Regions from separate parts of the Homo sapiens genome. Here region 1 is linked to region 2. Evidence: chromatin contacts called from ENCODE Hi-C data. All regions are on one chromosome and are shown on one strand. Each heading gives the region's core, a stretch centred on a gene start or an enhancer-like site at or near the end of the contact. The rest is flanking DNA. Distances are from core to core; before and after follow the strand shown.

What was found. Hi-C counts contacts between places; a loop is a spot of excess contacts on that map.
Region 1: a map of ascending aorta shows a loop between it and region 2 (2.9-fold over the local background). The contact joins the enhancer-like site here to the promoter of PAPPA in region 2. A Hi-C loop is called at or near these places in 1 of 168 maps with a recorded cell type or tissue (ascending aorta).

What each region holds. Positions count from the first base shown.
Region 1 is chr9:115,325,936-115,331,256 of GRCh38, reverse strand. The region is part of intron 4 of DELEC1 (deleted in esophageal cancer 1); the gene reads right to left. Among named protein-coding and RNA genes, the nearest start is that of DELEC1, 190 kb to the right of the region's middle. Within about 2 kb of position 2,841, at least 4 of the 41 ENCODE cell types and tissues checked have a DNase peak (open chromatin) inside an H3K27ac peak, as active enhancers do; they include ascending aorta, where a contact is called at or near this core.
Region 2 is chr9:116,152,140-116,157,192 of GRCh38, reverse strand. PAPPA (pappalysin 1) reads right to left here and starts at 3,402. Exons shown (of 22, transcript NM_002581.5): 1 at 2,606-3,402. The coding sequence starts at 3,020. RefSeq lists enhancers at 1-173, 174-675 and a silencer at 1,536-1,625.

The sequences.
Region 1 (5,321 bases), core at 1,592-4,091, 830 kb after region 2:
AAAGCCCAGGACTGCCAATACTACTCCACAGCCCTTTTCTTACCACATTAGGACTTGGTCTGATTCGGATTTAACATATGGTTCTCCAAAAGATGTACACAAGTACATTACTTGCACGAAATGAAAGCCAGCTTTTTTAACCCTGAAGTAGTTCCATCTCCTGCCATAGTTACATAGCTTACTTGACACTTTTCAAGAAGCCATTACCCATGAATCCTTAGATTCCAGGTTTGTTTACCATATACAATTCTACTACGGGGGTAAGGTTCATGCTGCTAAAAGTCTCTCAAAGATAAAGACTGCCACTAACAAATATCATTAGTGGTTTTCCCCAGAGTCTTCACAGCATGTTTACAAGGAGATTTGATCAGCCAGATTTCTTCTCCAAGGGAATTCCCAGAGAAAGGAAGGAATGCACAGCAAGCCTGGATAAACCTTTTCTTCCCAATTCTTTAGGCTGCAGTTCCTTCATCTATGAAGTGAAAATCTTGCTCACTATATCTGAGGACCCAAAGTGTTCTAAATCTCATTAGACCTACAACAAGGGAAACCATTTTCTGCTGCTGCATATACTAGGCAGAAGCTAAGTAAACAGCATATAGCAGAAGAGACTCTCTACCATGGAAATTGTTAAACTCAACCCAAAAGGCACTTTCTTACTTAAAGGTTACTCAAACCGGGCACGGTGGTTCACACCTGTAATCCCAGCACTTTGGGAGGCCGAGGCGGGCAGATCACCTGAGGTCAGGAATTCGAGACAAGCCTGGCCGACATAGTGAAACCCTATTTGTACTAATGAAACAAAAATTAGCTGGGCATCATGGCGGGCACCTATAAGCCCACCTACTCAGGAGGCTGAGGCAGGAGAATCACTTGAACCCTGGAAGCAGAGGTTGCAGTGAGCCAAGATCATGCCATTGTACTCCATCCTGGGCGACAAGAGTGAAACTCCATCTGAAAACAAACAAACAAACAAACAAAAAAGTTACTCAGCAAGCAGGTTAATGAAAAGAGTATAAACTCTGGAATCAGAAGCCTGAGTACAAGCCTCAGCTCAAGAATTTAAAGACTGCAGGTCTTTGAGGAAGTTGCCCAAACTGACCAAGCTTCTGTTTCCTCACCTGTTAGAGGAGAATCATGATATTTATCTCCTGAGTTCTGGCAAGTTTTAAAGGAGATGATGCACGTCAATGCCAAGCTCCATGACTGGCATAAAATCATTGGTAGTGATGAAGTCATTTATCCATTTATGCCACTGTATGCAATGTCCACAGTGTACAAAAATTGAATAAAATGATGGAGTTAGGCATACCCTTGAGAGCAGCGCAGATGGAGTAGGAGTTAGGCATACCCTTGAGAGCAGCGCAGATAGACCATTAGCCACTCATGTCTCCCATTCCCACCATCTAGCGCCAACCCATTCAGACAACACAGCATTCAGAACAAACATCCTGAGCCACAGATCTGAACCACTCTGTTGCTTAAAACTGTGCAATAGCTCTCAATCTCCTTAAAGATAAATCCTAACCTCTTCATTCCATGTATAAGGCTCTGAGTGATCATTTTCCTTTCCCAACCACCATGATTAGTAAAGGTAGACTAAGCACTAGAATGAATAATCCCCAAATTTTATCAGCATAACACAATAAAAGTGTGTCCACTGAGAGAGGGGTGATTGCCTGGGGCAATAATTCAGAGACCTTGTTTTCTTTGGTCTTCTGGGTCCTTTGGGTTCTGAGTTCTCTTTGTCTGCCAGAATATGGGGAGAAAGGAAAAGGATCAGTTATTGAAGGGTTGATGAGCCAGACTTGGTAGATGGGCATATAATTTCCTGTCCTATTCTATCATCCAGAAATGAAATCAGAATACTGCTTCACCTAATTACAAAGGAGGCAAAAAAAATAGATACTGATTAGCATTCTATTACCTTTCAGTTGACACTAGAGCAATTCTAGGCTCCTTCTATTTATCTGCCACACCATTCTCGTCCACCTCTCTCTGTGTTTTTGCCCCTGCTGGTCTCGTTGTCAATCATGTTTTAGATAAACTTCTTCTATGCTGAAGTTCTTGTCCAAGGATGATCTTCTCTTCAAGTCTTCCTTTACAAAGCCCCTTCCTTACTCAGAGAAAGACCTAATTGCTCATTCCTCCTTAGTACATCTAGACTTTGTACTAAGCCCTCTTTAGTACTTCTAGACACTCTGTCACTCTGCTCTGATGATTTTGTTCATACACTTGTCTCCCCTCTAGAATTTAGGCTCCTTCTCTGCAATTAGCAGAGACCTGTGCTAATTGAATCACAGCTGTCCCTTCTCCTCCCCCTCTCCTCACCCCATACAGCACATACCCTGGTGCTGAGTGAGCTGCATGGTGGGGAACTGCAATAACATCCAATGTCCCCAGAGAAATAGAGCTGAGTATTAGGAGCTAAGTTTAAGACAAACCACCTGGTTTTGAAGCCCAATGCTGCTGCATAATCTTGATCAAGTTGTTTGTTCTGATTCTCAGAAAAAAGAATGTCTATAAAACCAGAAGATTATTAGCTTCCCATATCAGATGGTTGTGAAGAGTTTATTAATTAATGAATATAAAGCTCTCAACATGGTACTTGCTACACACAAGGAACGCTAAATAAAATTCTACCTATCGCTATTATCATATCCTTCTGACCTATTTTGTGGATGGAAACAGAAAGGCTCTCCCCTGACTTTGAGAAGCCTTAAATTAGGACAGAGAAACTTGCCCTGTGGATATGTGGTCCCCAGAGAGTGACTCAGGCAGACTGAGGCCTTTGTGAGCTCCCATGGCCCTGGAAGCATTCCTTGAGTGAGGTCTGGCAAGGACAGGGAGAAGCTGACAACTTAAATGATTTAGTCTGCTCAGCAAAGTAAACGTGGCTCCAGGAAGTTAGAAGTAACTCAGAATGGAAGCTCCAAATGCCACTGGGTGGAGGAAATTTTTTTTTTTTTTCCAAACTCAATTTGTTTTCACTTAAACTGCTCCATTTCATCAACATGGCTCTTTGGAACATTGGCTAAATTCCCTAAAAATGTCTCTCTTTTTAAACGTTTTCCTCCCTCCTTCCTAGTTCCTCAAATGCAATAAAATTAAATACTTGGAACCCAAGAGAAAGCCCCCCAAAACATCAGATCAGCATAGGTGTCCATCAGGTATGTGTTTGCAAATTGATGGCAAAGTTGGGGCTATAGGTGTGGATGTAAAGTTGCTGTGAACAGCACAGTGACCACAGTTAAATCATTCCCTGAAATGGCCCTGCAGTTGATAAATTGCCTTCTCTTCACAAAGACCCTTTTATCCAGGTCAGTCCTGTGTGAGGCTTTCCATGCCTCCCCATTTAAGCCTCAGGAGGAAGGAAATAGACCTTCATCTATAGAGGAACAGAAGGTTTCTCAATCAAGAATCCAGGTTGCAACCCATTCTGCACTTACACATCTGGGAGATAGACACCCACTCCATTGCCGCACCAACATGACCGAGACAGGGGCCCAAAGCCAGAACATGCTGAGGGAGTTTCTTTCTTTATTGCCTGGAATGTCTTTTAAAATATAACAATAAACAAGAGAATCCTGCTTGTACTAGCTCATGAAAAGTTTTGACATAACCTAACCCTTTCAGTCCATAACCAACTCATACCAGACCAGCTCTGATTCTTTTTGAGTATGAACCATCCCAGTTTTAAAGCCATAGTTTTCTCTTCTGCAGAGGAAATCTATGTCAACAGTAAAAGACTACAGAAAGGATATCTTCCATTTGTTTTTCTGCTTCTTCACCTTTTCTTTTGTTTTTGTAAGAACTTGGCAGAGCTGATAAATTAAGCAGATTTTTCCATACAAGGGACACAAGGATTCATTGTAAACTACACGCAGGAGTTAACAGGACTATAGTAGCCTAGTTTAGGAAGATAATTTCACTTAATTTCATCACTGAATTGTTGAGCATTTACTATCTATGGATATAAAAAAAAGTGCAAAAGAATAAGAAAATAGTAACACCACCATTTTGTAGGTATTTTCCAACAACTGGCACTCTGTTGTAACTGTTACACAATCCTTCAAGATCTCCTTGTTCAGAGAAAATATAAGCTCCTAGAAGTTAGATACTTTGCTCAAGGACCTACAGATAGGACCAGGCAAAGCTATCAATCAATCCAGTTTCGGCTTATCAGATCCTAAAGCCCGTTCACACCTATAACTATGAATCTCCTCACCTTACTGTTATTTTTTTTTTGAAAAGACAGTATGATCTGCCTCTTGGGGCTGTTAGAAAGATTAGATGAAATATATTTTATGTGCCTATTATGTGATTGTATATGAAATTCCACCAGTGTAAAGTCTAAAACCTCAGCCATTTGGAGAAGTTCAAAGCAAGAGGGTGAGTGGATGAATCAAGGAGAGGAGCAGACCCTTCTCTGACTTCTCCACCCATCAATATCATCCTACCCTAAACTAGGCACGTAACATGGTTACTCGCTAACATAACACAGAAGGGCTAGTGATAGGTCTTAATTCTCAGACCTCTGGGAAATGACTACTACACAGCTGCTTCTAGTAAATGTTGGTTTATATTTTATCTAGGGTCTCGCTGACCTTTGAGATCTCAGCAAAATTAGCTTCTTATCCTCCCCAACTGTGCAGCCTGTAGACATCTTCTCCAGTACTTTGGCAAATTTTCAGAAAACCCAGCACCTCTTGTCTCTCAATATTTGTTTCTAGATGGGTATCTCTGTTTTAGTCTAGAAGACTTAGCTGGAGAAAAAATTCAACTATTGCTTTGAATTTCTAAAAACTCCACTCACATTTGCAAGAAGAGTGAACTTCACACAATAATGGGGAGAGGAGCTTCAGGGGGAAAAAAAAATCTCTATAGCCACCAACAAAACAACTATCAAAGAGCAGAACAGAACCCGTTTAGAAATCTCCTCCAGACATCTCACTATCAAGATGCTTTACAAACCCTTTATATTGCCCGGTCTCAGTCTCTATTTTGCAGACTTCTTTTCCTCCCTTCTTTTTTCTCATTACTCATCTCTTACCTATTCAAATTCAGGATCAAAAATGATAAACCATGTTCTTATCCCATCAGATGCTGAGACTCGCATCCATGATAGTCTGGCATCTATCAGCATCCATGTCTTGAAGATCTCACTTCAAAAAGATTTATGAAGCTCCACCCCTTTCCATTCTAATGGGGCATGCTAAGATCACTAGATAAATAATAGCAAAGTTGTCTATAGCTCTTAAGCTGCACCAGGCACCGTTTTAAGTACTTTGTATTTATGAATTAATTTAATCCTCACAACA
Region 2 (5,053 bases), core at 2,153-4,652:
TCTGCCAGACGACAGACCCGGTTAACAGCACCGTAAAATTAGACCTTTACGAAACCCAATTGAATCCTGCAGCAAAGAGTGATGTAAGGCAGCCTGGCCTGACAGCAAGACAGCAACTCTCTGCCTGAAATAGCAGCGCGGTCCCTGCTGAGCGATGACTGCTCTCTCAAGATAGGTGACCAGGGATTCCTAGGAAAGTGGCAACGCCCAGCCAGAGAAAGCCAGCAGAGGTCAGGCAGCAAACTGGGCACCTGAGGTCGCCGCGAGAGGGTGAGCCTTCGCACCCGATCCTTGCTGCCCACCTCGGTCCTGGCTCTCCCAGCCCAAACTTACACGAAGGAGGGAGCTGAAAAAGTACTTCTGCAAAGAACCTCTGTTTGTTTGCTTTTTAATTCAAGGAGAAGCAGGTTCTTTTTAGTCCAACAGCCTGTACCATGTGGAGGATATGCAGAATGAGTCTTTTCTGGCTCAGAGCCAGGTGTTTACACGCCGCCAAATCTGGCTCCAACTCAACTAGGGGAGGGAAAAGAAATCCACCAGAATCCTCAGGGGAAAAGCTCCTGGCTTTCTGGTGCTACACGACAGCAGTGCTTATTTATTTATTTTATTTTTTTCGTTTTGAGAGGAATGTTATTTCTACACATAAAATGGACCAGGCATTTTATACAAGCAATAATAACCTAACGCCCCCCATCCAATTAAAGTATTTTACTGCAACAATCTTTGTGTGAGAGAGTGAATGAGTGCTCAAGAGAATGTGTGTGAAGAGAGGCTCCTTGTCTGAATTATAGACATTTATAAAGCAGTCTCCTGTGGAATCCCAGGTGTTATATATATATATATACATATATATATATACACATATATATATACACACATATATATACATGTATATATATATATACACACACACACACGTATTTATGTAGACACACTTACATAGTTAAAATGCATTCACTACCCTTTCACTGATGATGCCTGCATAACCCTGTGCTCTCCTCTCTCCAGGGAATGCCTTCCAAATCACTGGTACTAGGTAAAGACTAGGAAAAACCAGACCTACAGATTAAAAAAAAAAAAAAATCACCTCCAAGCAGCAGTCTCTTTGCTTTTTCACATGTTTGGAAAGAGAAGTCAACATACTACAGCTCTAAATTATCACCATCGTCATTATTATTATGGATAACGTTTCCTCTGTTCCAAATTAGACCCTCCTCTGGGCAAATAGGGCTTGCGAGTTAAAAGTGAATGAGTTCAGTCTCCTTCTTCTTCCCGGAGGAAAAAAAAAAAGGAAAAATAGCATGCGATGACGTCAGTTGTGGGTTGTTGGGGGGAATCACTGTATCGCTCTCCTTTGATAGCTGGAAAGCGGGGGCTTCGGGAGACGTATTCTTGGGATAGCAGCAGAGTGTGGGTCTCCTAAAGGGGTCTTCATGTCAACTGGATAGTCAGTGCTACATCTGTGAAAGTCCAAGCCATGGAAAGACAGGAAGAAGCAGAACTGCCCGGAGAGCTCACAGCTTTCCCTTCTAAGAAAGTGTGTGTGTGAGGGGGTGGGATCGCAAAACGCCTTCACACGTTTCCTGGCTGCAGTGAAGGGGGAACCCCTACTCTCACTTTAAGACGTCCCAGGACATGGCAAGATTGTTTGTGCAGAAAGGGAATCTCCCAGACAGAAAAGGCAAAACTTTCCTCCTCTCTTCCAGCGCCGCCCCCACCTCCGCTCCCCAGTTTTATTAAAGGCATTTCCACAGATTCATTTAGAGGGGGGAAAATGGATGCTGGAGCATTTCTAAGGTTTGCAATCCTCGCAAAGTGTCCGATTTCACTATAGGCTTTGCTGTGGAACAGCGAAGGGGAGAGAGAGGGAGGTTGAGGAGGGAGAACTCAAATTCATTACGGGCTCATAAAGTCCCATATGAGAAAAGCGCCCCGTTTCGCAGCCGCGTCTGGGGAACGCTGGCGGGGTATGCGTTAGGAAGGTCTCGTCCCAGCCCCGAGTGACAGGCAATGGGCTTTAAAAGCTAGGACATGGGATGGCGTGGAGGGGGTGAGGGTGAGTCCCAGAGGCAGGCTTCAATCAGTGAGCAACTTTGGGGCACTTCGAGGACTTCTAAGTCCTGGCCATTACAACAACCTTGCCCTTGCCGGCTTTCAGGGGAATGGGGCCTAATGAAGGGGAGTTACCTCCATTAAAACGTCAAAGAAATCAACGGTCCCCAAGTCTCCTTTCACATGCATCTCAATTGGGTCATCCTCCCTTTCATCCCAAAAGGAGAGAGTGCATCTGACCATTCGGAGCACGGGTTACGTGCCCTAGGCTCCGGGAACCAGCCCTCACTGGCCGAGGGTCCGCGGGGCCGCCAGGAGGGCTCCCCAGGTTCCTCCCAGGGATGGAGCAGCTACGCCTTCCGAGTGTGCCCATTCCACCGATGGAGCAAAGTGAGGCTCTCAGCTCGCCCGGATGTCTCTGCGCCGCTCGCGGGGCAGCTCTCGCACAGACACGCCCGCAAGCCCCCGACCCGCCCGCCACCCGCGCCCAGACACCCGCGAGCCTCTGGGGCCGCAGGGACGGTGCAGCGCCCGCCGAGGCGCCCTCACCTACCTGTGATCACTGCCGGAGACCTCTGGCCCCCCTCCGCTCGCAGCCACACTTGCAGCGTGAACGCGTCCCGGGGCAGCTCGAGGTCGGCCCGGAGGCGCAGCTGCTCGCCTCGCCCGCTGAAATAGAGCGCCCGGCTCGGCGGGCTCGGCTCCTCGGTGGCGCCCCTCGCCTCCCGCTGCTGCCGCCGCCGGGGGACGCGCACGGCTTCCCAGGCACCGCCCGGCGGCGGCGGCGGCGGCGGCGAGGCGCGGCGGCCGCGGGCCGCCCGGGTGGCGCAGGTGGCCGGGCCGGCGGCGGGGCGCGGGGGTCGGCCGGCCCGCGGGTCTCTCCGGGCCCGGCGGGGACGCTCGGCCAGCCCGCAGCCCAGCGCGGCGCTCAGCAGCCCCAGGTGCAGCACCCAACTCCAGAGCCGCATGTCCGACGGTTCCCCCCGCCCCCCCTTCGCCCCTGCACCGCCACCCGGAGCTGCCAGCTTTGGGAGCCTCGGCGCCTCGACTTTCTTCGCTTCTTCACCCTTCTTGGGCGAGCCCCCCTTTCCACTTGCTTTTTTCTTTTCTTTCTCGCTTTCCTCCTCAAGGTGTGTGCTCCACTCTCCCCACCTTTGAAAAATACAGCCCAACTCCTCCTGGTTGGCAATTAATTTCTCTCCCCGCTCCTTTATCTGCCTTATTTTTCCCCTAACAGCTGGTTGCCTTCCTCCTTGTTTTATTTCATTTTATTTTATATGATTTCTCGCTCCAAAAAAAAGCTCCTCTTAAGACTGATCCGCTGAATTCCCTCCCCCCAAAAGATGCTCTAATTTATTTATTTTTTGCGTCCTTTATAACACAAGCCACAGCCCCCTTCTCCCCCCCCAAGTCCCCCCTCCCCTCCCTCCTTCTTCTCAAAATGAAAGGAAAGAGGGGGAAAAAATCCCTCAGAAGATGAGTAAACAAGCGTATGCTAATCTGCTCCCCAGCGCTCCACCTTCCCAATTGAATGAGTCCCTGTTAAAACTGCGGGGATCATGACTAATCAATCAGTTTGGAGAGGCCGAGCTATCCAGCTTTCCTTCACTTTGCCTTTTGCCTCCTTTCCTTCGCTCCCGCTTCTCCACCACCCCCTCCTTTTCTCTCTCTCTCTCTCTCTCTTTTTTTTTTTTTTTTTTTAAGGAGACAATCTTAAAGTAACAATTTAATGAAATTCTGTACACACCCCCTTACGGTCCTCCCAGCTCTCATTCCTGCTCAAAACACACATTCCTGTTTTTGTTTTGTTTTGCTTGCTTTTTTTCCCTCCCTCACTCCCCCCACTTATTATTATTATTTCTGATGGCAGGAGAAAAATCTGTCTCTTCTCTTAGGATCCCCTTTGCACTTTGCTGGTAAACCTCATCCTTTTCTGTAGCACATAAAGAGTCTTGAAACTTGATTCTTAGATTTTTTTTTTTAATTCTCTCTCTCTGTCTCTCCCTCCCTCCCTCTCCCTCTCTTTCTCTTTTTCTCACTCTCTCCCTTACTCTTCTTCCCGCTTCCTCTCCCTTTACCTCTTTCCCTCTTCTTTTCCCTGTCCTTTTCCCTCTCAGAATTTCCTTAAAGTTGTACGATGATGAACCATTCCCCTCTTTTCTGAGCCCCCAGATAAGGCTGGCTTCAGCTAACCCAAATGTTTCCAAAGTTCTTATGGAATCATCAGAAGAAAATAGAAGAAAGGCACTGTCCAGGACATCTGCCTTTCAGAAGCTGTAGTCCTAGTACAACTGGGTCTCTGAATTTCCCCGAATACTCTTTAAAATACTCTGTTGGTCATTAGAAATTATTTTAATTTTATAAGAAGAAAATGAGAGAAAAATATTAATTTGCCTAATGTTTTCAACTTAAGCAATTCAGGTCCTCTGAAATTGTTAAAGTCACAGGTAAGGATCTGACCATTTGCTGCTTTGTAGGTCTGTTTTTGAACTGGGACATACATGTAATATATTTTTTTCTTCTTTTTTCCCCCTCTTTATAGAACTCAAAAGCTCCCCCTTATGGCAAAACAGATCTTCTTTTATTTTGTCCAAGTGTTTAATAAGTCAAAACATGTTAGCAATGGTGGATTACAAGCTATTAATTACCAATCTATTCCAATAAGGTAGTGATAAAAATATTCTGTGTGAAGTTTGCATGTGAATAGCGTGCTGAAAGTCTGCGATAAAATTAACTCCACTAAATTGTAACTTTCTTCTTCAATTGCTCTTATCTTCCGAGCTGCTCCAGATCTTTCTTGAGAGCTAGGAACATTGCTACACGCTTCAGGAAGAGAGAAAACCAAGGAAGAATGTTTGTTGGCAAAAGTATGACGATTTGTCGGATGAGCAAATGACTCAGACATCCCCTCTATGAAAGCTGGAATGCGATATATGCAAAGATTATGGAAGCTTTCTGAAAATGGGAGATCTCAGATTCATACCTTCCTAGTTTAGAAAGA